3 separate regions of the Homo sapiens genome follow, and regions 1 and 2 are each linked to region 3. Evidence: read pairs that join two places in POLR2A ChIA-PET (ENCODE). Cell type or tissue: GM12878. All regions are shown on one strand. Each heading gives the region's core, and the rest is flanking DNA. Links, peaks and the distances in the headings are about the cores only.

The links. ChIA-PET counts read pairs that join two places held together with the same protein. Peaks named below come from ENCODE experiments on the same cell type or tissue, not always from the same donor. Only the 100,000 strongest peaks of a DNase experiment are listed, where the experiment ranks them.
Region 1: POLR2A ChIA-PET joins it to region 3 with 5 read pairs; 2 of 35 experiments call an interaction of 5 or more read pairs at or near these places.
Region 2: POLR2A ChIA-PET joins it to region 3 with 5 read pairs; 5 of 35 experiments call an interaction of 5 or more read pairs at or near these places.

What each region holds. Positions count from the first base shown.
Region 1 is chr2:191,202,016-191,212,330 of GRCh38, reverse strand. LOC105373804 (a long non-coding RNA gene) reads right to left here. Exons shown (of 4, transcript XR_923707.3): 3 at 7,832-7,928; 4 at 5,073-5,157. Among named protein-coding and RNA genes, the nearest start is that of MYO1B, 38 kb to the left of the region's middle. RefSeq lists an enhancer at 7,611-7,730. In GM12878, for the core only: no CTCF peak of the experiment used is centred there; a DNase peak (open chromatin) is centred at 7,710; H3K4me3 peaks cover 305 bases; H3K27ac peaks cover 579 bases.
Region 2 is chr2:191,110,704-191,121,018 of GRCh38, reverse strand. All of the region lies in intron 3 of STAT4 (signal transducer and activator of transcription 4), which reads left to right. Among named protein-coding and RNA genes, the nearest start is that of STAT4, 35 kb to the left of the region's middle. In GM12878, for the core only: no CTCF peak of the experiment used is centred there; DNase peaks (open chromatin) are centred at 5,398 and 6,338; H3K4me3 peaks cover 263 bases; H3K27ac peaks cover 443 bases.
Region 3 is chr2:191,015,327-191,025,641 of GRCh38, reverse strand. STAT4-AS1 (STAT4 antisense RNA 1) reads right to left here and starts at 4,116. Exons shown (of 3, transcript NR_136318.1): 1 at 4,087-4,116. It overlaps LOC124900514 (a long non-coding RNA gene), which reads right to left and starts at 5,099. Exons shown (of 2, transcript XR_007087796.1): 1 at 4,298-5,099. It overlaps LOC107985785 (a long non-coding RNA gene), which reads left to right. Exons shown (of 2, transcript XR_001739163.1): 1 at 1-339; 2 at 1,914-2,502. RefSeq lists enhancers at 4,226-4,843, 4,987-5,436, 10,051-10,100. In GM12878, for the core only: no CTCF peak of the experiment used is centred there; DNase peaks (open chromatin) are centred at 5,241 and 6,899; H3K4me3 peaks cover 2,270 bases; H3K27ac peaks cover 5,000 bases.

The DNA of each region.
Region 1 (10,315 bases), core at 2,819-7,818, 190 kb before region 3:
ACATACAAGAATGTAGAACAAAAATGTCCAGCATCCAATAAAAAATACTAGACATGAGAAGCAGCAGGAAAATTTGGCCTATTCCCAGGGATAAAAGTCACTGGAAACAGAATAATAGTTAATTTCTTGTCAAAACCATGAGCCAGAAGATAACATCTCTAACCTGCTGAAAATCAAAACATAATTTAACATGTTGAAAGCAAAAATATTGTCAACCTAGAGTTCTATACCCAGCAAAAATATATTTCCCAAATGATGGCTATGGCTATAATGAAGTAACAGGGACTGGGTTGCCCTCCTGCATTAAATCACTAAAAAAACAGGCAAATATATATACTTTGATGGTTTTTAGACACTGAACAATAGTCAGGGTAACCTCTGTGATTATTTCAGAACGAGATTCCAGGCCATAGTGTGGGGAGAAAAAGCCCAAACTGAGCCTTGTGGTATGAGACTCCAAATGCAGTCCCCAATGTGAACATTAAAATGATAAGAAGATAAATACAAGATATTTTAGAAATCAAAATTAAACTTCTAGGAGTGAAAACTATAATACATGAAATGCACATTACTGCATGGGATTACTAAGAGACAAGATACTTCAGAAGAAAAGGTTAGTTAATTTGAAGACAGAACTATCCAAAATGAACTACATGGAGAACAAAAAGACTGAAGAAAAAAATAACAGAGTATCATTGATCTGTGGGACAATATCAAGTTTTCTAAAATATATGCAATTGGAATTCCAGAAGGAGAGGAGAGACATGGAGAGACAAAAAAGTTTAGAGAAACAATGACTAAAAAATATAAAATATAGTGAAAAGTATAAACAATCATATTTTAAAATTGCATCAAACACAAGCAGAGTAAACAACAACAACAACAAAAAACTACACAAAGGCACATTATAAAGTTCTGAAAATCACTGACAGAAAACCCTAAAACTTAAAGTATAATAATAATTTTAAAAAAAAGGAAAAAAAGAAAAAAAAAAGAAGAGTAAGCATAGAGGGGAAAGAAGACATGGAAGCACAAAGATAGAAAACAACTGACTCATTGTCAGAAACTACATAAGACTAAGAAAATGATTTGACATCTTTAAAGTACTGAAAGAAAAAGAAAATTGTCAGTGTAAAATTTTATATCCAGAAAATCAGACCAACAAAACCTGAGAGAATTCATCACCAGCAGATAGATGTTCTCTACAAGAACTGTTAAAGGAAGTTTTCTAGGCAGAAGAAAAAAAGAATCCAAGAACAGATGGGATAAATAGACTACAAAGACAAATAAATGTAAAATTATTTTTAAATATTAGTAAACTACATTCAGTCATATTTTAATCATATTTTTAAAAGATAATACATCATGAAAAAGTAGAATTTATACCAGGAATGTAAGTATACTGTAACATTCAAGAATCAATAAATGCAATTCACCACATAAGTGTATTAAAAAACAAACCATATGGCTGTCCCAATAGATACAGAAAAGGCATTTGAAAAAGTTCACCTTCGGGCCATGATAAATATAGTCAGCAAACTAGGAATAGAAGGGAACTTCCTCAAATTGATGAGGGCCATCTACAAAGAACCTATAGATAACATCATTCATAATGGTGAAAAACTGAATACTTTCCCACTAAGATTGGAAACAAGGTAAAGGTGTCCATTGTTACCATTTCTAATTAATATCATAATGGAGGTCCTAGCCAATGTAATAAGGGAAGAAAAGAAAATCAGAGGGCTACAGAATATCAAAGGAAGATGGTAAAACACACATGCACAATAACTGTCTGCATAGAAAACCCTAAGGTGCCTAAAAAAATGATATAAGGATTATATTATAAGGCTACAGTTACTAAGATAAGTTTGTATTTGTGAAGGGACAGACAAATTAACCAGTGGAATAAAGAGCCTAGAAACATCCCTCCACGTGAATCAAAATTTGATGATGGCAGAAGTAGTATATCAGGTCAGTAGGAAAATAAAAATATGCAAAAAAGTGATATTATATTCCTACTCTTACCACATACAAAAATCAACTCAAGATGGATTAAGGACTTAAATTTGAAAAATAAAACCTTAAAATTCATATTAGAAAATATAAATAAATATGATTTAGTCCTTAGGATAGGGAAAGATATGCAAGATTATTCAAAAATGTCTGCTACAAACATTGATCAGTTGTATTAAAATTAATATATTTTGTTTATCAAAAGATATCTTAAAATAAAAAGAAAAATGTCAAATTGAGAAAAGATACTTGCAATAGACACATTATTAGTATCAAGAATACATAGATTCTACCAATCGACAAGAAAAAATACACAAAATAAGAAAAAGAAATGATAATAAAAGACATTTATCAGAAAAGGAAACAAATACAAACATACAAACATATGTTTAGTATCATTAGTGATGAGAGAAATACCAATCAAGAATGCAATAAGATACCATTTTATACCTATTTGATTGGCAAAAATACAAAATAAATGTTATATTTTCAAGCAATAAGAGTCTAATGTATTCCAGTTTGGCTGAAGGGTAGTATGTGTTTTACATAATAATCTTATAACAGCAGTTTGAGGCTAACCCATAGAGAATATTAAATGCTATTAAGTTGTGTAATTCCAAGTACCTGAGGTTGTAAGATAACCTCTGGATATTCAGATTCTCTCGTTGAAATGGAAAGTACTTTTCCCCAAAGTGGTGATCTATGACTTAGCTCTTCAAGGCATCTTCTCTATTCTCTTTACAAACCACTGGTCACATGTTTTATCTTACAGAATGTAAAGCATGAAAGAAATGCTCCAGTTTTTATATAACTTTTTATTTTGGCATGCAACAATCAGTATTTCAACTTAAAGGAATGAGGAAGATGGGGATTACAGACATTTTGGTAAGTGGAAGAAATTTTTATTTTTTTGTTTCAATAAAACAGACACCTTTATTGACTGAATGAAACTCTTGACATCTCTCAAATGCTTGGAAAACCACATAGGAAATAATGGATTAGATTTCATATTTAGATAAAAAATGTGTTTAAGGGCTTAAATTATAGAAAGGGTAGCTGTGATTAAACAGTATCTGTGTGAATAAAAATGCCATCTGATATTACAAAATATATACATTTTTTTCAAAGCCCCTTCATATACTTTTTTGTATTGAAAAAAATTCCATAAGGTAGGGTAAATATTATTATTCCCATTTGCTGAGTGAGATATGAGGGATAAAGACTAAATGACTTAGCCTGAACTGGATGGCCTCTTAATGGTAAAGCTAGGATTAAAACTCAATTATCCTGATTCAGAGTCCCATCTTATTCTTTCTCTCCTCTCTTCTCACCTCTCTCTGTTCTTCCTTCCTTCTTCTCACCTTTCTTTTCTATTCTTAATATTAACAGCTTTTAAAAATACATATTTATTATTGACAATTTAGAAAAGCATGAAGAAGAAATTAAAATTACAATCCTACCATTCAGACAACCACTATGGAAATATTAGTGCACAGTTTCTAGTCTTTTTCTTTCATTCTTTCTTTTTCACAGATAGAGTCTTGCTCTGTCACCAAAGCTGGAGTGCAGTGACACAGTCATGGCTCACTGAAGCCTTGACCTCCCAGGCTCAAGCTATCCTCCTACCTCAGCCTCCCTAGTAGGTGGGACTATAGGCACGCACTACAATGCCTGGCTGATTGTGCTGTTGTTCTTGTTGTTGTTGAGATAGGGTCTTACTATGTTGCCCAGTCTGGTCTCAAACTCCTAGGTTCAAGTGATCCTCTCACCTCAGCCTCCAAAAGAACTGAGGTTACAGGTGTCAGCCACTCTTCCTTACTTTAGTCTTCTTTGTTCATGTACATTTTAAAAATAGGAACCACACTTGGTTATAGCTTTTGTTACATGCTTTTTCACTTAATGATATAATGTAAATATTTTCCCAAATGATTAAATATTTTTCAGAAACACAAAATGTTGGCTGCATAGTATTGCAGTATTTGGATATACTAGAATTCATTTAACCAGTCCACTCTACTGTTGTAGATTGCTTTTGATGCTTCGCCATTAAGAACAAGACAGTCCTGCACATATATATAAATAAATCTTGATTATTTTGTAATGATAAATTCTTAGAAGTGGCATTCTGGCATACTTTTTTTTGTACTCTAAAACATATTGTCAAGTTGCAATTTAGAAAAATTCTACCATCAGCTATGAGTGTGGGAAGTGCTCATTTCCATGAGTCTTTGCCAATATTGTTATTACCATAAAAAGTGATGGTTAGATCAATGAAAGTAATATTTATTCTTTTAGCAGATATTTAATGAGCAATTACTATGTGCCAGGCACTGTGTTGGGTGCTAAAAGTCATCTTCCTCCTCAAAGAATTACAGTCTAGTGGGAGTTATATTCAAGTAATTTTTTTTTTCTTGAGACAGTATCTTGCTCTGTCACCCAGGCTGGAGTGCAGTAGCACAATCATAGCTCACTGCAGCCTCCAACTTATAGGCTCAAAGAATCCTCCTACCCCAGCCTCCCAAGTAGCTGGAACTATAGGTGCACACCACTGTGCTAGGCTATTTTTTTTTCTTTTTACTTTGTATAGAAATGCACAGGGTTGGGGGGCATCTCGCTTTGTTGCCCAGGCTAGTCTCGAACTCCTAGTCTCAAGTAGTTCTCCCCCACCTTGGCTTCTCAAAGTGCTGGGATTACCCACATGAGCCACCACACTGGCCCAAGTAAGTTATTATACTTCTGTTCTCACGCAGTACTATAGGAGCACAAAGGAAAGATGCCTTCTCTTGAGGGACCATAGATGGCCCCCTGGTAGAAGTATGCCTGAGTTGAGGCTTCATGGATGAGTAGGAAAGAGGAGATAAATGGTCGTAAAAAGGTTCCAGGCAGAAGAAACAACACATACAAATGGAGAGGTGAATATGGTGTATAGGTTCAAATGCCTTCAAGCAAATAAAGCCTCACTCAAGCTGGCTAAGCCATGAGCCAATTTAGGATCTTACATAACAAGAGGTCCTCTGCAGTGTGGCCTCAGGCAGAGTCCACATGGCTGAGCTCCTCTGCTCTGTGTTGTCCTGGCTCTTCCCTCCTCCCTGTGTTCTGCTCCATCCTCGGCATAAGAAGATATATTGTCTTTCCCACATGACCCTTTAGGAATAATAATAATAAAAAAATCTCTTTTGATCCCAAGCAGACAACTTCTCATGTCTTATTGGCCAGGCTTGGGTCACATACTTCTTCCGGATCAAATTGCTAGCTAGGGGAGTGAGATCACTATGTTTGGTTTAGACTAATCACTCGGAGAGTTGAGGAGTCAACACCCCATCCACCACATGAGGAAGTGTCAAGAGCTGAATAAGGCTGCAGCACAGACAGGAGGTGGTGAGTGGCAAGAGATGAGGCGCCAGAAGCTAAAGGAACAAAAGGCCGTTTCATGAAGGAGGATGGAAGAGTGTCCAATGCTGCAGCGAGGTCAAGTGGCAGAAGGTTGACAGTAATTACTGTCAGCTTACTGGGTGCATACGAGAGCAAGTTTAATTGTGATGGTTGAAGTCAGACTTCAGAGGTTTGGAGACTAATGTGAGATGGGGTGGAATAATCACGGCGTGGATTCTCTCACAGGAAGTGAGGCCGTGAACAGGGCGAGAGGCGAGAGAGTGACAGGAAGAGGTAGAGCAGAGTCAAGAGAGAGGCTTTTTAGATGACAGAGGCTAGAAGAGGCTTAAATGATAAGGGAAAGGAGAAGGGAGAGAGGAAGAGTGGAGGAGAGGGGGAAGAAAAATGGGATTATCATTTCCCCGAGGAAGCTGGAAGGGTGGCTATCCGTTGGTGGGGAGGGAGTTCCGAGGAGAATGGAAAGCTTTGAAAACTCTTCCGGGGAAGGGAGCATTGATCACAAGGAGCAGTGCGGAGGGCCCAGGTGAGGTTGGGGAATATGAATTTGGAGCAGCCCAGGTGGAGTAATTTCTCTCTAGGAGCACTTGGTAGCTAGGATGTTGGCTTGGAGGTGGCAATGGTTGGCCTGATTCAGGATGAAGTGACAGATCACAGAGCTAGGTGTGATGGGAAGAGGAAGGGAATGCAGCAACCAACTACTGGGGAAGGCGTGGGGGTGTAATGGGAGTAGTTGGATAAAAGTTATGGACGAGGTGTACGTTTGAATTTTGCATTTCAGAAGCTGAACAGTTTGGGGCTATTGAGTGTGTGAGCGTGGAGGTGGATGAATAAACCGAAAAGTAAAGTTTTTATGAAATAGGATGATAGCACTCTATACATTGATTGTGAGGGTATAATGTGGGCTTTATGAAGGGCAATTTGGCAATTTAGTTTTTAAAAACTAAAAACCTGCACATCCTTGAATCTAGTAATTCTAACTGTATTCCATAGATTTACTTCCACATGTGTGAAATGATGCACAGTGAGGGTTATTCACTGAAACATTATTAATAAAAGACTAAAACCTAAATCCATCAAGGATTTGGTTAAAAAGAAGGCAGTTCCATATGTATTGATGTGGAAAGTTATTCCAATTACAGTCTTAACTTAAAAGAAAGCAAAGAGACCGGGTGCGGTGGCTCACGCCTGTAATCCCAGCACTTTGGGAGGCTGAAGCAGGCGGATCACCTGAGGTCAGGAGTTTTTTTTTTTTTTTTTTTTTTTTTTTTTGATCATTCTTGGGTGTTTCTCGCAGAGGGGGATTTGGCAGGGTCATAGGACAATAGTGGAGGGAAGGTCAGCAGATAAACAAGTGAACAAAGGTCTCTGGTTTTCCTAGGTAGAGGACCCTGCGGCCTTCTGCAGTGTTTGTGTCCCTGGGTACTTGAGATTAGGGAGTGGTGATGACTCTTAACGAGCAAGCTGCCTTCAAGCATCTGTTTAACAAAAACATCTTGCACCGCCCTTAATCCATTTAACCCTGAGTGGACACAGCACATGTTTCAGAGGAGGTCAGGAGTTTGAGACCAGCCTGGCCAACATGGTGAAACCCTGTCTCTACTAAAAATATGAAAATTAGCTGGGCATGGCAGTGGGCACCTGTAATCCCAGCTACTCAGGAGGCTGAGGCAGTAGAATTGCTTGAACCTGGGAGGCGGATGTTGCAGTGAGCTGAGATCGCACCATTGCACTCTAGCTTGGGTGACAAGAGCAAAACTCCGTCTCAAAAAAAAAAAAAAAAAGAAAAAGAAAAAAAGAAAAAAAATAAATTATAAAATCTTACCGTTTATGTACCAACACACACACAGAAACACATACATACACCCCATAAAATACCTATACATTTACACAGGCTGATTATAAGAGTTGTCTTTACTGGGTGTGGTGGCTCATGCTTGTAATCCCAGAACTTTAGGAGGACAAGGTTGTGGGAATCACTTTAGCCCAGGAGTTTGAGACCAGCCTGGGCAACATAGTGAGACCTCGTCTCCACAAAAAATTAAAAAATTAGCCAGGTGTGGTGGTGAGCACCTGTAGTCCCAGCTACTTGGCAGGCTGAGGTGGGAAGATCCTTGAGTCCCTGAGTTTGAGGTTCCAATGAGCTATGATCGTGCTACTGTACTGTAGCCTGGGCGACAGAGCAAGACCCTGTCTGTACAAATAATAATAATAAAGAAAAGTAAAAGGGGATTGTCTTTAGAGAGTTCCTGTAGAGCTTGGTGGCTGGAGGAGAGTAGAGGGGAATTCCTAATTTTCATGATCCTTTTATTTGCTTTCAGTTTTGTTTTTGTTTTTTAACTACGTGTGAGAAGTGGTTCTTTGTAGGAAAGAGGGGAGGGTGGGCTCTCAGATCACATTACATACCCAGGTGTCCACTGATACCCACCTGTAAGGTTTTGGGAAGACAAGATCCAAGAGGGAGAAATAGTGAATCAAGCATGCGGATTGAAGCTCTCATTCTGCTGCTCCTAGGGGCATGACCTCTGCAGGTAATGAAAATGGGAAGAATAATAGTCTTACCTCTCAGGTTGTTCTAAGGAAGCAGAGAAATTATAAAGTATTTCATAACGGCAAAACAATATTAAAAAGCAAGGTATTTATTAGCAAACATTTATTGAACATTTACTATACTCCAGGCACTGAATTAAAATGGTAATTATTTCAATACTTTATTAATAATTCTTTTTTCCTCATCTAAATGAGTGTTTACAGCTGTTCATTATTATGGTTGTTTCTTGCTAAACATGAGTTGCCCTTCTATCTGTGTTCCTAACCTGTCCCCAGGCTCCCACCCACACCTGACTGGCCTTTGTTTATACTACATTAACTAGAATAGAATTTCTTTTTTTTTTTTTTTATTATACTTTAAGTTTTAGGGTACATGTGCACATTGTGCAGGTTAGTTACATATGTATACATGTGCCATGCTGGTGCGCTGCACCCACTAACTCATCATCTAGCATTAGGTATATCTCCCAATGCTATCCCTCCCCCCTCCCCCCACCCCACAACAGTCCCCAGAGTGTGATATTCCCCTTCCTGTGTCCATGTGATCTCATTGTTCAATTCCCACCTATGAGTGAGAATATGCAGTGTTTGGTTTTTTGTTCTTGCGATAGTTTACTGAGAATGATGATTTCCAATTTCATCCATGTACCTACAAAGGACATGAACTCATCATTTCTTATGGCTGCATAGTATTCCAAATGTCCAACAATGATAGACTGGATTAAGAAAATGTGGCACATATACACCATGGAATACTATGCAGCCATAGAATAGAATTTCTTAAGAGGCCCAGGAACCCGATTCAGCCTCCAGACATGTTTTATTTGCCCACAGATTGTTTAAATATTTTTGAGAGGGTAGACAACATTGGAAAAAAAAAAGCAGATACTTTTAAAGTCCAGATTTTGAACTTTTCTAGAAAAATCAGAAGACCTGGCAACAATGTGCCTCAGGGCAGCAGACCACTGTAACCAAGCAGGGCCGGCCTCTTTGGCCAGGCTGTGCACATTCTTCCTTCTGACACGATCCTCACCCATGCTGTGTATGCTCCTGCCTGTCCCTGTGGACAGCAGAGTTTCCCACATCTGGAATAATGCCAGGGATGGCTGTTCCCTACTTTCTTGGCTTACAAGTGAGTGTGGAAACAGGGGGGCTTTCCTATTCCTGTCAGCACAGTCAGGTCCTTGTTCAGGGACCAGGTCCAGGTCTAAGAGGAAGCAGGGGACTTGGCCAGGGCACACAAAAGACACAATGATTAAAGTGTTGGAAAACAGAACCTATGAGGTAAGTTTTAAGGAACTGGATGTTTTCCTGGAAAAAAAGAGGATAAAGGATGACTCAATTGTCTTCTTTAAGTATACGGGGTAATTATGAAGAGAGTGATACCAGCTGCTCTCCACCCCCAAACCCACTAGAGGAAATGTGCGTGTCCTGTGGCAGGAGGCTTGCAGCTGAGCCATAAGGGACTTCACTAAGAATTTAGGTTGAGAGACGAGGTGCCTCCATCTGCCTCATCTGATCCTTATGAGGGTCAGGCTAGACCCTTCTGTCTGAAACTCAAAAAATAAACTGGGTAACTTCTTGAATACTTTCCCGACTTTAATTCTTAATGCCTTCCTCTGCCATATTCTCTTTTATTTCTGTAGGCTTATCAGAAGAAAGTTAGAAAAAGCTTTCCTGAATAAGAAAACAGGGCATGAATCACTTAAAATTCTCTTTAGCAACATCTATCCTTGATGTTACCACACTAAAAAATGTATGCATACTCTTTCTAAACATGCAATTAGAACACAGCTGGGAAGGTACTTAAGATTCTTTTCCCAAGTTAACTTTTTACCAGCCAAATTGCTATGGGTATAGTTTGCTCAACTGATGCTAGGAGAATAGTTCAGAGGACTTAATCGAGTGCAGTGCTTATGTAGATAAAAAACATTGCCTACATTATCCAGTCTTAGTTGTTTTTACTTAGTTTAAAAGATTATGGTGAGTTTTCATGTCTGTTCCTGTTGTGAATTCTGTGAGTCAATGCAGAGGAGCTGGAGGAATTTCCCAGATGTCACAACTACTGGACAGCATCCGGTACAGTAAATTAGAACACAGACTCTGGTTGATAAATGGTGATGGGACATTTAACACTTCAAAATAACAATCAACCTTTGTTGTGAGCCAACTGGGTGCTGAGTGCTTTTCATGTTAATCTTCATAATGACTCTGTAAGGTAGTTATCAATATTCTCGTTTGACAGATCAGAACAGAGTCAGAGAGAGGAGTAACTTTCCAAGGCCACATGGACAGCAAGTGGTGACATGCAGATTCAAGTCTAAATCCAAATTCAAATTGCTTGACTCCAAAGTCTGTGTTA
Region 2 (10,315 bases), core at 3,472-8,471, 95 kb before region 3:
GTAGATTGCAAAAATTTTCTCCCACTCTGTAGGTTGCCTGTTCACTCTGATGGTAGTTTCTTTTGCTGTGCAGAAGCTCTTTAGTTTAATGAGATCCCATTTGTCAATTTTGGCTTTTGTTGCCATTGCTTTTGGTGTTTTAGACATGAAGTCCTTGCCCATGCCTATGTCCTGAATGGTATTGTGTAGGTTTTCTTCTAGGGTTTTTATGGTTTTAGGTCTAACATTTAAGTAATCCATCTTGAATTAATTTTTATATAAGGTGTAAGGAAGGGATCCAGTTTCCGCTTTCTACATATGGCTAGCCAGTTTTCCCAGTGCCATTTATTAAATAGGGAATCCTTTCCCCTTTTCTTGTTTTTCTCAGGTTTGTCAAACATCAGATGGTTGTAGATGTGTGGTACCAAAACAGAGATATAGACCAATGTAACAGAACAGAACCCTCAGAAATATCCTCTTTTTTTAAAGTACCTCTTGAATTCCTTTGCCTGTTGATTGGTTGAGACAAGGTTTTGCTCTGTCACCCATGCTAGAGTGCAGTGGCTCAATCACGGCTCACTAGCATGCCACCATACCTGGTTAATTTTTTTATTTTTCTATTTTTATTTTTGTAGAGGCAGAGTCTCCGTATGTTGCCTAGGCTTTTTGATCATTTAAAATTGTTTTGTCTGTCTCTGTTTTACTAATTTTTAATTCTTTACATATTCCAAGTGGGTCTTTGTCAGATATATGTATTGCTAATGTCTTCTGCACTGTGCCTTACCTTTTCAGTCTCCTCTACATGGTGTCTTTTGATGAACAACAGTTCTTAGTTTTAATTGAGGCTCAATTTTTCAATTTTTTAAAATGTTACCGTTCTTTGTGTCTTTTTTTAAAGAAACTTTGCTTGCCTTAGATCATAACATTCTTTTAGGTATTCTTCTGGGACCTTTAGTGTTTTAGTCTTTTACATTTAGGACTATGATCCATTGGATGCCTTTTATATCTGGAACGAGATAGGGGTAAAGTAGGCTTTTTCCATGTGGATACTACACTTGACCTTAGCCAAAAGGCTAATAAGTGATCCATGTGGTTATCTAATTGACCCAGAGCCATTTCTTGAAATGATCATCCCTTCCTCATTGCACTGCAGTGGTGTTTTTGACATGAATCTGGGGACTTTTATTTATGTGAGTCTCTAGTATGTTAGTCTATTTGTCTCTCCCTGCACCTATACCACATTATAGATAACTACCATAGATTTGTAGTCTTGATATATGATAGTAAAAGTCTAGAAACCTTGTTCTTCTTCAAAATTGCCTCGATTTTTCTTGATCCTTGGAATTTTCATATAAATATTAGTAGTAGCTTGACAATTTCAACAAATAAACCTGCAGGGATTTTCATTGGGATTACACTAAATCTATAGATAATTTTGGGGAAAAAATGACATCTTAATAATTTTGAATCTTCCAATTCTTAAACACAAAACATCTTTTCATTTATTCAGGTCTTCAATTTCTCTTAGCAATGCTTTACAGTGCTCTTAGGTAAGTCTTTCATGTCTTATGAATGTACCATAATTTAACTAGCCCTCTGGAAATGGGCATTCCTTTTCCATTCTTACTCCATTCTATCTTTATAAGCACAATGAAATTAAAAGCCTCACATGTACTTTAAATTATTTTAAAGTGCCATAATTGATATCTAAAACAACTCATTCTCCTCTCCTATATTCTGATCAACCAGCAAGAAGTCAAAGGGCAAAGAATGACCCCAAGGGTGTCCCATCTTTCGGGACCCTTTTTAGCATATTTTAATTCACCTACTAATTGGACGTTTATTAATTTTTTAGTTTTTCACCAGTATACACAGGTGAAGTACACATACCTGTTGTTAAAATTTCTTTCATATTTGTGATTATTTTGTCAGAACCATAGGTCTTAACTCTGTGCATCGAAACCAGTTGTGTTCGGCTGGGCATCGTGGCTCAAACCTGTCATCCCAGCACTTTGGGAGGCCAAGATAGGAGGATTACTTGAGGCCAGGAGTTCAAGGCCAGCCTGGGCAACATAGTGATACCTCATATTTCCAAAAACAAAAATTAGAAAAACTTAGCCAGGCGTGGTGGCATGCACATTTACTTCCAGCTCCGTGAGAAGCTGAGGTGGGAGCATCACCTGAGCCCAAGAGTTTGAGGTTGCAGTGAGCTATGATCAAGCCACTGCACTCTAGCCTGGTCTACAGAGTGAGACCCCAACTCAAAAAACGATCATAACAATCCAAGTTTAATGTGACAAAGCAATTCCATTTCTAGATAATTATCCTACAGAAATTCTCACATAGATAAAGGATACATTCAAGAAAGATCATTGTATTATTATTCATAATAAAAATGCAAAAATGATCTTAAAAAGTCTATTCTTAAATGTCCACATTGATTAAATAAATTGAAGTATCTCCATGCAACTTATAGCACTATTAAAAAACTATATCTGAACACACTGAAATGGAATAATGACTATATTATGTTATCAAATGAAAAAACACAAAACAATGTCTAGTATGATTACCTGCAGGGAATCAAGGGAGGAAGTGAAAGATGAAGATCTCACCAATTTTTGATTTTTCTATTACTTGAACTTTTAAAAAATAGGCCCCAATTATATTAGTATTAAAAGACAAACAAACAGATTCAACAGATTCCCAGACTTCAATCCCAGAATCTCAAAGGAATGTGACCCAGAAATCTGCAGTTCATAAAGCTTCACAAGTGATTCTGATAAACTGCCAAGGTTGAGACCACAGCCTTAGGATAAATTTCTAAAAGTGAAATTGCTATGTCAAAGGGTGTGAAAAATATTAAGGCTTTTTATAAGAATTGCCAAATTGTCCTTTAGTAACGTGCCAATTCACATTCCCACCAGCAGTGCGTAAAATCTCATCCCATCATCAACCTGAGTGGTATAAAGTGTTTTAATCTTTGCCAGTTTGATAGATGAAAAACGCCAGGTCTGATTTATTTTGATAGAAGCATTGGTTTGTTGCATTTGGTTCTCTTTGGAGGATACTGTGTCCCATCTATCTTCCTCTTGAACAGTGTAGATAGATACATCCTTCTCAGTTTGTGTTTCATTACAAAAATCACTTGGGGAACTTGTTAAAAGTGTAGATTTCCAGCCCCCATTTCCAATTCTCACTGAATAGGTCAAAGGTGGAATTTGGGAATGTGGCTCGGAGAGGTAGGATTCAGGGAGTTCACAAAGGAGGGATGCATCCAGGCATCGGAAGAAAAATAAGCAATGGTGGATTTAGGATGTGGGTATTTTGTATTCTTAGAATGGACTCTACTCATTGCTTGCAATGCCCTCTGCCCAGGATGCAATTTCCTACTCCCCCAACCATCCTTCAAGTTGCAGCCCATGTCCTTCTCTATGTGTCATTAAAATCCACATCGAGTTTTCTCTCCTCTGCACTCCCACAGCACTTAGTGTCCAAACAACTCATCCTGACACTTAATCACATGCTGCAATTACTTTAGATAGATGAGAATCGACTTACAGTAATAAAGATAGAGTCTAATGGGAGTTGTAGAAGTATTATTTTAGGACAAGAAGAAATGCCCGAGGATGTTCTGGAAGATAATCATGCAATAAATTACATTTGTGTTGGCACTAAATTAGATGCAATGGCAAGTCTTTGAAATTTGAAGTCAGAACAGCCTTAAGCTATTAGAAACTTGTATTTCTCTGCTAAAATAAGAGCACTTTTTATCTTCCAAACTGGCAAAGATGAAAATCCCTTGATACCATTTTTGATTTGTTGTGGGACTGAGCAGCTCAGGTAATTCTAATAATCAGACAAGTTTGGGAAAGAATACCCCACACTCAGTGTTCTCAACATTGCCTGCTTTATTAGAATCCCTAATGACGCATTTGAAAATTAGCCATGCGCAGCCCCACTCCAGAGATTCTGTTCCTATTGGATTTTGTAAAGCTCCCCAGGTGATTGTAAGATGTAGCCAAGATTGAGACTCTGCTCAAAGTAATGCAAAAAGAATCACATGGAGATCTCACGTATATTTCATTATTCTTTGCCACTCCAACGGGAGGGATATTTGAGTTGCTTTCTTAGTGGAAGCGATGGATTCCCAAAGATTTATTTACTGTCCACCTCAAGCATCTTGTCATTTCTGAGACATTTGAGTAAATTTACTTTCAGTCATTTATTCATTCAACAAGTTATGTTGGGGAGTTTCTCTGCCAGGAACACTTCTGATGTTGGGATACAACAGGCAGTAAGACAGAGGTGTCTCCTGCCCATGAGGTATGTGATGAACCAAAGAGGACAGTAATTAAGTAATTGCAAGTAATTATACTGGAGCTGAGTCTTCAAGCAGCCTTCAGTGGTGTCCTGCTTTAACCGAGAAAGTTAAGTGGGATGGACTGTTCCCAAAGCATGCCACCTTTGTCTAAATTTCATGCAATATGCTTTTAAAAAAATTCTAAATCTATAAGGTTATTCCTTTTAACTTATTGTAAATCTACACTGATTTTATTAGAAGATTATTTTCTAGGCTACTCGGGTATTTCTTTCTAACTTGAATTAGCATTTCTCAACTTTCCTTGGGCTATTTTATTATAACTAGGCTGATTCTTCTTTATCTAAATTTTAGCTTGCAAAGTAATTGCACAGCCACAAGACCAGCTGACAAGGGCATTAATTTAGGATGAAATGTACAGGTGATATGATTCTGCAGAGAAGGTGGTGTCGTATCATAGGTGTAAAAGCACTGTATTATCAAACCAATTCCCTCTTGTCAGCATCAGTGAACAAAGGGTACATATGTGATCTTAGCTTCACATTGGGAATGGAAGAGTACCATTGACTTTGTCCATCACGGCCCTTACCAAAGCATTACATGTAATGATCAGAGCACAATTCAAGCAAATGAAGTTTTTCTGACAATCCAACACATTCTAAGTTTTTTCTGTGGTCATAATGTTCATTTCAACCAAACGTACCATATGACTAATACCTTACTCCTGCAGGAAGTAAGCAGTAATGTAGAATAGATATAGTTGTATCTGGCCTTCTGTAAGTAGCCCTACTTGAATAGTCAGAAAGAGGACCTAGTATTTAGAATAAGAGTACATTTTTGGACTCTTCTCCACCTCCCAAATTGAAGTTTATTGATGAATATAATCCTGGCATAACATATACAGGAAAATACAAAATTTATTCTTCACTGTCTATGCATTGACAGAAAGTCAGTATTTCTGAGGACTGAGGTCAGGTACCAGCTGAATCACCCAGATACTTAATGTAACCTAAGATTCTCATTGGAAACAAGCTATGGTGATTTTGCTTGTGGGAGGAGCATTCGGTCCAATTGTCATAGGTGACTAAGGACCTGATGAGACACAACGGAAATGGCTGGTCAGCTTTTGCAGAATCTGATAAGATAGCATCAAGACCAAAGCAGATGTTTTCAAAACAGTAGAGTTCTCCAAGGCATTGAAGCGTGGTTGACAGGTTATGTCTTGCACAAATGAACCAGACAGAAGGACAAGTGGGTGATGGAATCCAACCCACAACCCTCTTATGAAGCTATGTCTCCTAGGGTGAGACACCAAGGTTGCTTTATTTCATTGGATCCATTCCTAACCTCCAAAGAATTATTTTCCTCTCTGAGCCTTGAACAATAGCTTTGTTCATCACCAATGAAGCAGACATCTCATGACTGCTTACATGTCTGTGTTTTCTTTTAGCTTGTGAGTTTTTGAGAACAAAGGACCAGGAATCACCTTGACAAATGGGTTCTTGGTGAATGGGTTTTTGATGAAATGACCTGGAGGTGGAATTATCTCTTTCAACTTTGGATTCCCAATACTCAGCACAGTGTGTGGCATATAGCAGACCCTCCATAAGTGTTGGTAGAATTGAAAAACAGATACTTTTTTCTGTTTATAAAAGTAACACACTTTCATACTTGTTGTAAAAAAAATCAAAATACCAAATATAGAGGGAAAAAACAAATTTACCTTTTTTATCACATAAACTAATATGCGATTCAGTACATCAGTTCTGGAAACAAAAAAATAACAATGGCAATAATGACAACACATAAAAGTCTGTGAAATTTTGCCTGCGAGGGTAGGAACATACCTTCCCACTGCTTCAACAATACATTATGTGGCTGCTGAGCTGAACTGAAAGCAGAACTCCATCCTCTTCAACGTTTGTAATTGCTGTCTCTCCACTCCAAAGGCAGCCCCCAGCTCTGCAGCCCGTAAAGAAGCATGATCTACAGCAGTAGCCCTATGGCAAGTGAAATGATTTGGTAGGAGAGCCCCAGTGCTTTGATTATAGACAAAAGTGACGTCACTTTTGATAGGAGGTGTCATGATGGTGTTGTCACTTGAAGTGACTTCATATTTCTAATAAGTGCTCAGCTGAAAAATATGCAGAGAATGGAAAACACAAGTTATGCAACTGAGAGTTGTGACTTCCTGTTAAACTTAACGGAGGAGGTGAGAATAGAACAGTAAGAAAAACGATACTGAAATGCTTATTTTTAAATATATCGTTTCTTCTTTTGCTTTCACCACTATTCTATACTGCACACAAAATGTACCACAGTATCCATTTATTATATACCATATGCATAAGGAAAATAATATTTTAGATATGCAAGGAACCTTAATAATAATATGTATGCAACAAATAACCAGCAAAATTTATTTTTAGGGACATTCTATTGATTTATGGTCTCATTACCGTGATTTTGGCAAGACTTCAGGCTATAAATTTTATGCCTTGGCCAACTTTAAAATTATTTTAGCAGTTGAGTATTGAATACTATAACACTTAAGGATTGAGCTTTTCATTACGTTCACTGAAAATTATTCCTGTCTCTACCACAATTCAGGTAGATACACTAAGTCTAAAAAGTTACCTAAGTTGTAAAACAATTATGGCCCAGATTAAATTATAACAGCAGCTTCCTGTATATCACATCTTAGATCAGACCACAGTTTTCTTCAGAAACAATGTATTTTAAACATCAGATTTGATCAGCCATAAACTCTAGGGGAACCTCCTGTCTGTGGTGGTTGAGCAGAAGGGAGAGGCATATCAAAAATGATACATATGAAAACATGTTCTTTATATAAATCACTTTCTCTATTTCTGTAACATTTCTGTAATGTTCTCTGCTACTCTTGGGAGTACTCCCTGTACAAAAAGTGTACTTTTAAAAAATAAGGAATTTTCACAGATTTTCTTTATACTGGTTTCCGTAATTATTTTTTCTCTATCCTATTTCCCTGCTCCTTTTGATGAAACTCCAACTCGGAACACTCTCTAAATTTCATCTTTAACCTTTTTAATCTTTCTTCCGCATGATGACAAAAGACAAATTTGGCCCTAATGGTACCTAATTGCCTTCTTACATCTCCCTGTGAAGCCAAAAGTTTCCTTGAATCTCTTAAACCAATTCAGCCTTCTTCAAGTTTGACTACCTTGTATAAGTTTCTGAGCATATTTATATCCAATGCTGTTTCATTCTGTCAAATTCAGCACTTTTCCTTCTCTTCAATCCAATAAATTTGAAAAAGTGCTTTCTCCTGTGTCCCAAGCTCTGAACTATAACCCTGTTGGAGCTCTCAAGATCAAAGGAACAACTGTAATATAGGTACTAAGAGACAAGTTCAGATGCAAAGAAGGAAAAAATAGGAGAGATAATGCTTGTTCGGTGTGATTACTCACAGCAGTGAGATCAGTGCCTGGCAATAATTGCTGTTCAGTACAAATTTGTGGAACAAATGAATGAGTGGCACCAGTAATGTCTGCCAGCACTGGCTGTAATTGTATGGGCAGGATCTTCATAAGCAAAGGTGTGAGCAGGTGTTACAAGTGGGCAACACCATGTAGGCAAAGACACAGAGGCAGGAAAGCAATGAGACATGGGGAGCTTAGACCAGCACAACTGATGGGCCCACTTGCCCTACTCGTGTGAGTATTCCCAGATGGGCAAGAACAGCAGAGAGCTATGGGAATGCCCTTCCTGCTAGGGAGCAAAGTGAACTGGTAGTACAGTGCAGGGCTAAAAGATTCTTTTTCTTAATATATTTGCTCTATTATAGGACTGAACGTTGTATGTTTAATTCTGAGTCACAGAATAATTATTGCTTTCAAGAAATTATCCTGAATTTTCCTTCTGTAGTTTGTCCAAAGAGCTCTAGACTTGAAGACAGAGCGTCATTGTTCTGCTTCCACATCTACCATTTGTAACTGGGCGACCTTCCCCTCCCTAGGCTTCAGTGTTCCTCACTGCAGAAATGGAGTAATAATAACACCTCACAAAGTTGTCAAAAATGAGGTCGTACTTGGGAAAGTAATAACAGTAATAACAAAAGCTTCTTTTTTCTTAGATTGATTCATTGCTTCTTTTGGTTTCATCACTATCCTATACTACATATAGATTGTGCCACAGGGCATGTTTTAGTAAAAAATATATATGCATACATATACCCATATGTATTCATCCATTTGCATATATGTGGCTTAGAACAATGATGACCATTTACTACTAGATACACTGGTACACAGTGCTACTTTCATTACCTCATTATATCCTCACAACAGTCCTGGCAGGTATGTAATGTTATTTCTTCCATTTTACAGATGAGGGAACTGAGGCTTGGAAAGGTCACGCTGTTGCCCAAGGTCACATAGCTAGGAAATGAGACAATTTGGATATGATTTGGTTTTCTTTGAATCCAGAGTCTACACCCCAAATGTTACATACATGTAGGTAATTTCTCCAAATTTTGTCTTTTTATTTCTCCAAAAACATGTAGTTTATGATAATTTCTAACAACCTTACAGAGGTATAATGACATACAATATATATATATTTAAAGTGTACAATCTGACAAGTTTTGACATAAGTGTATACCCATGAAACCATTATCACAATCAAGATAATAAAAATATCCAGCACCCTTGAAAGTTTCCTCATGTCCCTTCCTAATCCCTCCCTCCTACCTCTCCGTGCTCTGCCTGCCAGCCCCAGGCAGCCGTTGATCTGCTCTTGTTTACCATAGATTAGGGTGCATTTTCTAGAGTTCAATCCAATTAGAATCATACAGTATGCACTTCTTTCTTTTTTTCTAACAGATAGGGTCTTTCCCTGTTGCTCAGGCTTGAATGCAGTAATGCAATCAGAGCTCACTGCAGCCTCAAACTCCTGGGTTCAAGCACTCCTCCCACTCAGCCTCTTGAGAGCTGGCACTACAGGCGAGCACCACCATTCCTGGTTAATTTTTTATTTATTTTTAATTTTCATAGAGATAGGGTCTTACTATGTTGCCCAGGCTGGTCTCTAACTCCTGGCTTCAAAAGATCTTCATGCCTCAGCCTCCCGAAGTGTTGGGATTACAGGCATGAGCCATCACACTCGGCCCCATGCACTTCTTTTTAACAGGCTTCTTTCACTCTGCATAATTATTTCAAGATTCATCCACATTTTTGCATGAATCAAGTGTTCATTTCTGTTTGTTACTGAGTAGTGTTCCATTGTAAGGATATACTACAGCTTGTTTATTTGTGATCATTTGAAAAAAAGTTATACTCCGAAATATTCAAGAACTGAAAAAGCAAATTATATTCTTAAATTGTTAATATTCTGCTTCTTAATTTATATTTACTTTAAAACTTGTTATGCGTGTCTTCCTAAAATGTTAACTATATCTCTAAATTGAAAAAGAATGGGATAAGAAGTTAAGTAGAGGAGAGGAAAAGGATAAGGCATTGTACCCCAGATATGACATCACTCCCATCTTAAATTAATTTTGAAACCTGACTCTTGCATGCATGCATATAAAATCTATATTTTTGCTTTTTATATGTAATATTCTACATTTGAAATTTTATATTTAAAATATAATTCACTGGCCGTGGTGGCTCATGCCTGTAATCCTAGCACTTTGGGAGGCCGAAGCAAGTGGATCACCTGAGCTCAGGAGTTCAAGACCAGCCTGGGCAACATGGTGAAACCTTGTCTCTACTAAAAATACAGAAAAATTCGCTGGGCCTGGTGTCACCCACCTGTAATCCCGGCAACTCAGGAGGCTGAGGCAGGGGAATCGCTTGAACCCAGGAGGCAGAGGTTGCAGTGAGACGAGACTGCGCCACTGCACTCCAGCCTGGATGACAAAGGGAGGCTTGATCTCAAAACAAACAAACAAACAAACAAAAATTTAAAAATAAAATATAATTCAATGTAGTGCTATAAATTTTAGAAACTCAGTGATACGGTACTTCAGTTGTA
Region 3 (10,315 bases), core at 2,710-7,709:
TGAAAAAAAAGAAAAAAAGAAGTTCCAAACTTCTTCTGAGTCCTCCAAACTCTTCCAAACCTCTGCCCGTTATTCAGTTTCAAGCCACTTTCACATTTGCAAGTATCCTTAATGCAACCCCCAGTCCTCAGTATCAATTTTCTGTCTTAGTCTGTGTTGTGTTACTCTAAAGGAATACCCAAAGCTAGGTAATTTATAAACAATAGAGCTTTATTTTGCTTATGGTTCTGCAGGCTCTACAAGAAGCATGGCACTGGTACCTGCATCTGATGAAGGCCTTAGGCTGATTCCACTTATGGAGGAAGGGGAAGGGAAGCTGGGATATGCAGAGATCACATGGTGAGAGAGGAAGCAATGAGTAGGGAAGGCACGTGGTTTTCTTAGTTTCAAAATATTAATCACATTTTCACCTCTCCTTTCACTCATCCCAGATCAATCACAGATACATATTTTGCTAATGACTATTCAAATTTATTTTAAAGAATCACTTTAACTAATTGTTCTGATTATCAATGCCTTCATCTGTAATAAATGCTGAAAGAAGGCAACTAGCCAATGAATTTCATCAAAATCTAAGGTGGCAAGAACCCCACCCCACCAAAGAATCATAAAGAATGAATATACCTCTGGCAAATTCAAGGGATTTTTCTTTACCTCATGCAGTTTGGGAGGCCCATGCAACTCTCCACAGTAAAAGAAACAGAATTAAAAGTCAAGCCATCCCAGTATTCTGCTCTAGCTGTAGACAGACAGTCCACGCTTAGCATTTGGCCTCTGTGCACACATACTCCAATTTCTGACACAGAGTAAAGATATCTTTTTTTCCAAATTGACCAGGAACATTTATTGATTTTATTGATGCACTTTTTAAAGTCTGGTTTATTGGCATATAATTTACATACAGTAAAATTCACCCTTTTGGGTGTGTCAGCTTATGAATTCTGACAAACTCATATAGTTGTATAACCACCACTATAAGACAGAAGATTTCTACAAGAGCACTCACAAAGAGGATGCCATAAAAACATGGGGAAGGACATTCTCTCTTTCCTTACAGTAAATATAAAAAACAATTTCATGCAGCTTCATATGTAGACAGAGGGCTCTACTTAAATTGGATAATTTCACTCCCTACTTAAAATTTTTGAATGGCTCATGATGCTCTGCATTAGCAGTTCTTGTCTGGGGTGTATGGACAGAATTCAAAGGGCTCATGAATTTAGATGGCAAAAGTTACAGTTTTACTTCCACTAACTTCTAACTACAGTTAATTTCCTTCAATTATATGGGCAGCAAACCATAACCCATACCACGTTTATATCATATTATAATTATTAAAGTCATCTCAAAATATTGTTTATGCTAAGCACAATTTTGAAATTGCATTAATTGGACCCACTGCTAAATCCTATTATTTAATGCCATTAGTAAATAAGTGCATGGCTAGGTGCAGTGGCTCATGCCTGTAATTCCAACACTTTAGGAGGCTGAGGTGGGAGGATCACTTGAGCCTCAGGGTTTGAGACCAGTCCAGGAAACACAAGGAGACCCCATCTCTACTCAGAATATATATATATATATATATATAGAATTTTTTTTTAAATTAGCCAGGTGTGGTGGTATGCACCTATGGTCCCAGCTACTCTGGAGGCTGAGGTGAGAGGATCGCCCAGGAGGTCTTGGCTGCAGCCAACCGTGCTCATGCCACTTCACTCCAGCCTGGGTGACAGAGTGAGACTCTGTCTCAAAAAAAAGAAAAAAAAAGAATCATTTATATTACTATGTCACAAAGTTGGTTTTAATATATCACAAAGTTGGCCCGATATCAGTATTTCAATGTAATTGGTTTTCTTTTGAATCTTATGCATCTTATCTTATTCAACTAAAAACATTATTTTCTGAAAAACTTACAGGTTTCATCAGACTGCCAAAGAGGTCCATGTCACAAAAACTAGTTAAGAATCCCAGCTTTGGATAAAGACCACAATTCGCAACAGATCTTTCCAAAGTCACGTATTATTTAGTCCCCTCTTAGTCTTCAACTCATCTCTCTTCACTCCTCCCCAACAGCTTCTTATCCACCAAAACATCTGCACACAAGACTGACTGAACTACTTTCAGTTTCTTTGATGGCCCATGTTCTCTCTGTTTCCCCTGCCACATCCTCTCAATTCTCCAACCCCATCCCATATATCCCTGCACCTGGATAATGTTTACGCATTCTTCAGGCTCTGGAAAGCCTTCCTGCCAAACACACACACATACATACACACACACACACACACGCATGTGTGCGCATGGCTCAGGTCATGCCACGCTTCCTCCATAGCATCCTCTACATCCCCGGCACAGTGCTTATCTCCTTTGGTGTAAATGATATCATCTATTTTCCTCAATAGACTCTAAGCAAGCTCTGTATGTACATGGACCAAGACAGCCCTGCTCACAGTTATATCCCTGGAATCTAGTACAATCTGGCCCTGAATAAATATTTATTAATGATTTGGTGTTTGGACACATCAAGAACAGTCATTAGTTCCTTCCTTTCCTTTGCTCCTTGGGCTGCCTGCAAAACTAAGCTGAAATTCTCTTCCTAACAGCTCCAAACTCTAAAATCATGAAACAGCCCCCAATGTTATGCTTCATCCTGATTAACCAAAACACACTTGCTTTTGATCACACAGAGAGGACTTCCTCCCTACCTCACCCTGAACTTCCAATAGACATTGTCTAGAATTACAGTTTATAAGCTCACTCTAACTTCCCTTTGATGCTAGGTATTATCTCATGCATGCCTAACATCCTAGACATCTACCTACTCATAGATGAACCAAGTGTTCCTGAAATTTCCCCTAAACTCTCCATTACACTCAAGGGCATTACTACTTCTGCCCCTAGTAAAAGTCCTCCACAAAGAATGGCATGAACCCGGGAGGCAGAGCTTGCAGTGAGCCGAGATGGCACCACTGCACTACAGTCTGGGCGACAGAGCAAGACTCCGACTCAAAAAAAAAAAAAGTCCTCCACAACACTCTTATGTCAGGCTTGACAGTCATCTTCTTAGACATCTCACAGACTGATAGACTGCCGCAAACGGAAAGAACTCTGCCGTCCAGAGAGGGCAGAGAGAGGGGAGAGGTTGGAAGGGGTGTGAAGGAGTAGAGCTCTCATTAAAAGTCCTTTAGGGAAGTTTTTTGCGCTATGCATGCTCATTATTCTCTTCCCCCCTCAATTGTGGCTCGATAGGTCTTAGAGCCAGTGCTGAGATCTGAATGGCTGAATTAACCTGTGATTCCTGATCTCAGTGTTGGTCAGTGACGTTCATTTATTCATTCAAAAAATATTTTTGAAATATTTGAAAATGCCTGTATCAGGCATTGCTTTGCTTAACCAGGGTTTCTGAACCACAAGACACAGAAAGTGATTTGCTTGACGATTTTCTCAGTTCTCCCAGGGATGGCATACAGTGACATTCTAGATATACAGGAGAGCAGGGAATTCATTACACACATAGATACCCTGGGGGATTAGACTGAATTGTCTCATGGAATACTGGATGGAAAAGGCTGTTAACACAGAACAAACTCCCTCCTGTTGTGAACTTACACGCTGGCGAGGAGAGATGAAAACAGACAAATAATAAACAGGGATAGGTTTAACAAGTGTTATGAGGATTGCAAGTGTGATACAGTCACTGGAAGAAGCAATCAATGAGGGTGTCTTTGAGGAGATGATGACTGAACTGAGACCTAGAGAATGGGAAGGAGGCAGTCCATGAACACAGTCAGGAAAACAGCATCCCAAAAGACCAGTGTATGTATGCATAGGGCTCAGGCAGGTAAAAACTTGGGGTATCTGAGGAACAGAAAGAGGCTAAGGGGATTGAGGGGAGCCTAGTGAAGTATGGGGTGAGATAAGATGAGTAAGAGGGGTAGGTGAGCCCAAATTGGCGGGCCCTGGATTCTTATTGCAAATTGAAGCCAGCAGAGGCTTTTAAACAGGTGAGTGGTGTTATAAAATTTGTTTCTTCATTTAAGTGAACATCGAACAAGGTTGCTATACAAGAAATGCCCCCAAATTCCCCACCTAGGTCTGGCTTCCACAGGGCAGGCACTCAGAAGGGCTCCACGCTTGGCTTCATGCTCTCCTGTTGCCTTCTTGAAATTCTTCATTAATTTTGAGTAAGGGACCCCACATTTTCATTTTGCAACGGGCCCTCCCTGCAAATTACATAGCTGGTCCTGTGTTGTTCTAACAGGGGAAAATAAACGTCTATTTGCATAGTAGGACTCTGTACCTTAGGGTCTTGTTTGTGTGCAGCCATTTTGGGGCTGGTCGTCACTCTCACAAGAGGCTGGAGGTTGGGGCCCAATGAGGTAGGTAGGCCCTTTCACACACTGGAGGTTCTAGGTGGGTGCCGAGTTCACCCTAAGAAGGTAGAGCCCCTTAAGAGTAGGCGAGCAGAGCCCAAAGAAACTCAGTCTCGTGCCTCCTAGAACCATTGAGTAAGTCACAGACATTACACAAAACTCTTGTTTCCTCAGCCAGCCGAACTTTCGAAATCATTGTCCAGTGACTAAGCATTCTCCATTATACTTCTCCCACGTTCCTTCTGGTATAATCACCACAACTGAGAAGGCATGGGGGCGAGAAGACCCCAGAAGAAAGAGGCAAGCCCCTTGCAGACCGAGCCTGAGGACGCCTATAGAAACTGCCAGACCCCAACCTCTGGTTCAAGGGCAGCTACCCAGGCTGGCTGAGGGTCACAGCTTACCAGACAGGACAAGATCTGAGTCAGTGCAAGTGCAAACTGTGTAGATAGCGAAGTGAAGCGGGTAAAAGAGACCTTTTCAGGACAAGGAAAGAAACGGTGGAAGTGCAAGGGTAAGGTTTCCAGCACCTTAGGTGCAGAAATCAGGACACGTTTCCCTCCCTCCCTCTAAGGTGAAACGGCAGCCACCCGCGCCTCCGCCTTCCGTCGTGTGCAGAGCTAACACTCGCGCGTGCGGGCCGCGTGGACCGGCCTCTCTGGGACCCCGTCCCGCAAGCCGATCTGCAGCCCCAGGGCGAGCGTGCGAGCAGTGCGCCCGCCGCCAGGGAGAAACCGTTGGGAGGAAGCGGGCTGCGGGAAAGCCCCGCTGCGCCTGCGTGCTGCGCCTGCGTACTGCTCCCGCAGGCTCTAACTTTCGCTTTTCGGTTTCCTCTCAATCCCAGTCCTTCTCGCTCCCGGGCAGTTTCCCCGAAAGCACGTGGGGCGGCTCTTCCGAGCACTCGCGTCCCTCCCGCCGCGCGCGCCGGGCCAGCTGTTTCCGAAGCGGTTCAAACTGCACCGCGCAAAGCCAGGGGCGTGGGCGGGCCCGGGCTGCTCTACCTGCGCTCGGAAAGCTAGGGCTCCAAAGCGTTCCTGAGCGGTTTTTGACCGCGAATGTGATAGTGCTCATGGTAAACACTGAAAATAAATTACATAGACATATCTTACTACCCAGACACATTAACATTTTAGAGTATTTTTCCTTCTCCCTCTCTGTTTCCATTTATTTACATTTCTATATATTATTACAATAATAGGATAATACTGTCTATGTTTTCTTTCCTTCATTTTCATTTAATTTTATACGTGGATATTTTCCAATGTGAAATTAAATAGTCTTTGAGAGCCTAACTTTGATATTCTACTATATGAATTGTGCTTTAACTGACAGTTGGAAAATTCAGTTTCTGATTTTTCACTGTTACTAATGAAGCTGCTATGAACATCATTCTGCATAAATCTTTCATCTATATCTGATCACTTCCTTATAGCAGATTTCTGTAAGTTCAAGAATATTATAAAAACTTCCAAAAAAAGATTGTGTTCCCTACATTATAATCGTCAATATAATTCTGGTCGATGTGTTATTTTTCCTTCATGTAAAGAACACAGCTTGCTTGCATATGGCCATTTTCCTAAAAGTATTCATAGCTTTCCTCCATATTGGGATGAAATATGTCATGTACATATTGCAGTTTTGTTCAAACCGTGATATGCATCCCTGCATTTTAACCAGCTGCTATGTAGGAGGCCTCTTGTACTTATTAACTGGAAAGAAAATACACACACCAAGACAGGTAAGTGACTGTACAAAACCCAAATCCAGAGAACTACAAGAAATGATAGAAATCTTTTATTTCAATTCTATTATATTACAGATGAACAAATACAGTTTACACTGATGAAGTGACATTCACAGTATAATAGCAAGCCTTACAGAAAGGAGGAGAGGTGAAGAGGCATTGACTGGAATTTTTAGAAATTCCTACTATCAGATATTTAGCTTATAACATTATTAGAAACATTGGGACAATATAGCTGAAATGCAAAATGGTAGCTGGAAGGAGAGGGAAAGTTAAAACATATTACTACAGATTGGTTCATCAGATTTGTAGCTGTCATTTTGAAATAGATCAAGGCTGTAAAGAAAGCACAGAGCCAGTAAGTTTTTTTTAATAGGAATGTGGTAAGGACACAGATAAAGTATTCCTTAAGGATGAGAGACTCCAGGGGAAATTCCCATGGTTGGGAAGGGCAATGGACCTGTTCCACTTAATTAAGTTCCACTTACTTGTTTTAGAATTCAGTTGTAGGATGTTTTGCTTCATTTCATAAATTCTTTATGAGTGATCTATTGCTGCATAACAGACGAAACTATTCCCAAAACTTTGGTAAAACATCAACCATTTATCAGTGCTTGTGAGTCTAGGGTATGCTGGGGAGTTCAGTTCACCTGGGTCAGGCCCCCACTTTATCTTGCCTGGGTTCTCTCATAAATCTGAGGTCTAAACTTGAACAACTACTGTGATTCAACTGTGGTCTGTGTGGTCTCTCATGCTCCTGCAAGCTAGCCGGACTTCTCATGGAGGCTGGGCAGGGTTTTGAGAGCGGAGTGTGTAAGGCCTCTTGAGGCCTAGACTCTAAATGTCACAATGTCACATCTGCTGCAAGGTGGGGAAATAACAGAGCAGGGAATAATCTGGCCATTATTGAAAATCATTGATCAGGAGAGCCTTCTTAGTTTCAGTTTCATATAATGAAAACTACGTAACTGATATCTTTTTGCCCTGGTTTGCAGGCTGTACTGTATTCTTTATCTAGTTATTGTAGATATTTCTGCTATAAGTTGCTTTAAAATGCTTTGTGCAACAAGGCAGATAAACTAAGTAAATAGAACTGGATGATTTGGGTATAAAAGAAACAGTGAGTGAAGAATAGGAATGATACTGTCTTTTCTCCAAGCAAAATACAGTTCCTCCAAATGGGAAGTGTGGAGTAGTTCTTAAGTCTTTCTACTGTAACATCATGTGAACTTATGAGTTACTCCGGTGACTTCACATCAGTTACTCATCATATAATAGTATTTTCTGGATTCCTCACTGTCCTTGACTCTCCTTTGTCTGTACACCAGTTCAGGGGTGGCAAATAGGAAATTTCACCTTACCTGTTGCTTCTGATTGATTGCTGGTGACAGTGTACCCTGTCATTTGTTGCTCTTTTAAATCCAATACAAGTAGTTGCATTTATTGTTTTAAATGTTGTCCAGTTGATGGGAGGCTGAGGGAGGAGAATCGTTTGAACCTAGGAGGGGGAGGTTGCAGTGAGCCAAGATCGCGCCACTGCACTCCAGCCTGGGCGACAGAGTGACACTTGGTCTCAAAAAAAAAAAAAGTTATCCAGTTGAGGCCAGGCACAGTGGTTGACACCTGTAATCCCAGCACTTTGGGAGGTCAAGGCAGACAGATCACCTGAGGCCGGGAGTGTGAGACCAGTCTGGCCAACATGGCAAAACCCTGACTCTACTAAAAATACAAAAAATTTGACGGGTTTGGTGATGTAGGCCTATAATCCCAGCTACTTGGGAGGCTAAAGAATGAGAATCGCTTGAACTCAGGAGGCGGTGGTTGCAGTGAGCCGAGATTGCACCAATGCACTCCAGCCTGGGCGACAGAGCGAGACTCTGTCATCAATACATACATACATACATATATACATACATACATAGTATCCAGTTGGTTTCAGACCAGCAGCAGTCCGTTAGAATATTTAGATTATTTAGAATTTTGATTTAGCGTGGGAACCTGAGGCATGCTGTCTCCTAGCAGAGGGAAGGAGCACACAAGAACAAGTTGATTACAAAGAACACGCAGTTTCAGGACAGATGGTATATACATCACAACTGTTCATATTCCTTTATCCAGAACAAGTCACATAGCCAAGGTCAGAGTTACAGCACACAGAGAGGTATACTCCACCCTTAGTGAACCATGGCAAGCAGTGGGAAGGGACAGAAGAGATTTGAAAATAGTACAATCTACAGACATAGTGTTAGCTGTTTTTTCTAGTTTTGTGTCTTTTGCAAATCTGACATTGTTGATATATAGATATAGCTTTCCAAGCTGACTGTTATAAGGCAACCGTCACACATTTGTATCTGTCAAATTCTGGATTTCTAGGTTTTTGTTTGGCTTTGGTTTGATTGCTTTTTGAAGCAGTCAATATGTTATACAGTAAGAAAATATAAATAGTTTATCCTTCAGGAATATTGAATCTTGGAGGCATAAGGATTGGACACTTCAAAAACCATAATATTAGAGAGTGTATAGTTATTGTCCAAATAAATAGAGACACATATATTATTTGGTCATTCAGAGACCCCAGATTAATTGCTACAGGTTGAGGTGGTTCTAGAAAGAGAATATAGTATTTGGGCTGGGCTTTAACAGGTGAATAAGAATTTGGTAAGTGAAGAGAGTGAGGAGCAAGACTTGCCATTCAGTATGTACAAAGGGGCAGAAATCAGGAAATTAAAAGCATGGGGGGAGTGCTGGAGCTAGACGAGGTTAGTTGGGAAATGCGACAATGATAGAAAAGGCTGGAAAGAAGGAAAGAAACATTTTGTGGAGGATCCAGACTAGCAGACAACATTTGTGTTTATCATATGTGCAAGGAGAGTTGTTAAGGCTTTTGAGCAGGGAATGACTATATCAATGCAGTATTTTAAGGAATTGAATTTGGCAAATATAGTGAAGGAGAAAGAGACAAGAAAAAGGTAGTATACCTAGAGATTAGCATAGCATTCCAATTCTCAAGTGATGAAGGCTTATGGTAGGTATTGCTGTGGATGCTAAAATAAAGGGGGGTAGGGAAGGAAGCATCCACAGATCTTGATGATCCAAATTGGGATTTGGAGTGCCAAATAATCCTATTTGCAGATGTTAGGATTATTCCATTCCTTCATCAATATTGAAGCTAATATCTGTGCAAGTTTTATAGTACCAGAAAAAAAATTTTTAACATGTAATCTACCCTTCCTAGAGTCAACTTTTGATATAGTTTGGCTGTGTCCCCACCCAAATCTCATCTTGAATGATAACTCCCACAATTCCCACCTGTCATGGGAGGAAACTGGTGGGAGGTGATTAAATTATGGGGGCGAGACTTTCCTGCGCTGTTTTTGTGATAGTGAATGAGTCTCGAGGATCCGATCATTTTAAAAATGGGAGTTTCCCTGCACAAGCTCTTTGCCTGCCGCCATCAATGAAAGATGTGACTTGTTCCTCCTTGCCTCCCGCCATGATTGTGAGGCCTCCCCAGCCATGTGGAACTGTAAGTCCATTAAACCTCTTTATTTTGTAAATTGCCCAGTCTCAGGTCTTTATTAGCAGCGTTAAAAATGGATTAATACAGCTTTTTTCAGAGAACAGTAAAACATTGTCTTGGTTCTTGGGTGAGTAAGAGCAGAAGGGACACTTTTGGTGCCGTGGCATCTCTTGGCAGAGAAGTCTAATTTCACTGCTAACTTGCTTTGTGAGGGTGCATTTGTGACAAGAAGAACAAATAGATGTGCAAAGAAAAAAAACTCATACACACACATATAGGCATATCCATGGGAAATTATTCAGATCCTTCTCCTACCCCAAAGTGCCTAATTATTCAAGGCTTGACTCAAATCCCGTCTACTTGAAGGAACTAATTGATTTTATGAGCATATAGTCCAAAAAGATTTAGTTTGTCTGGCTTCAGCAATGCCTACCTGGAGAAGTGACATTTAAGCTGAGATTTTTAAACTAAGATCTAAAAGATGAGTTAGCCAGCGAAGAGTTGGGTGAAGCAGATGTTGGCTCAAGGGGTTTTCCAAACTCAGGGTGAGAAGTCCCTGAGTTTGGAGAGTGTGGTTTATTTGAAGAACTAAATGCTGAAGTAAGCAAAGCAGAGTGGCACATTATGGGGTTGGACAAAGAGATCGGGCAACCAGGGCTTTATAGTATGTATTAAGAAACT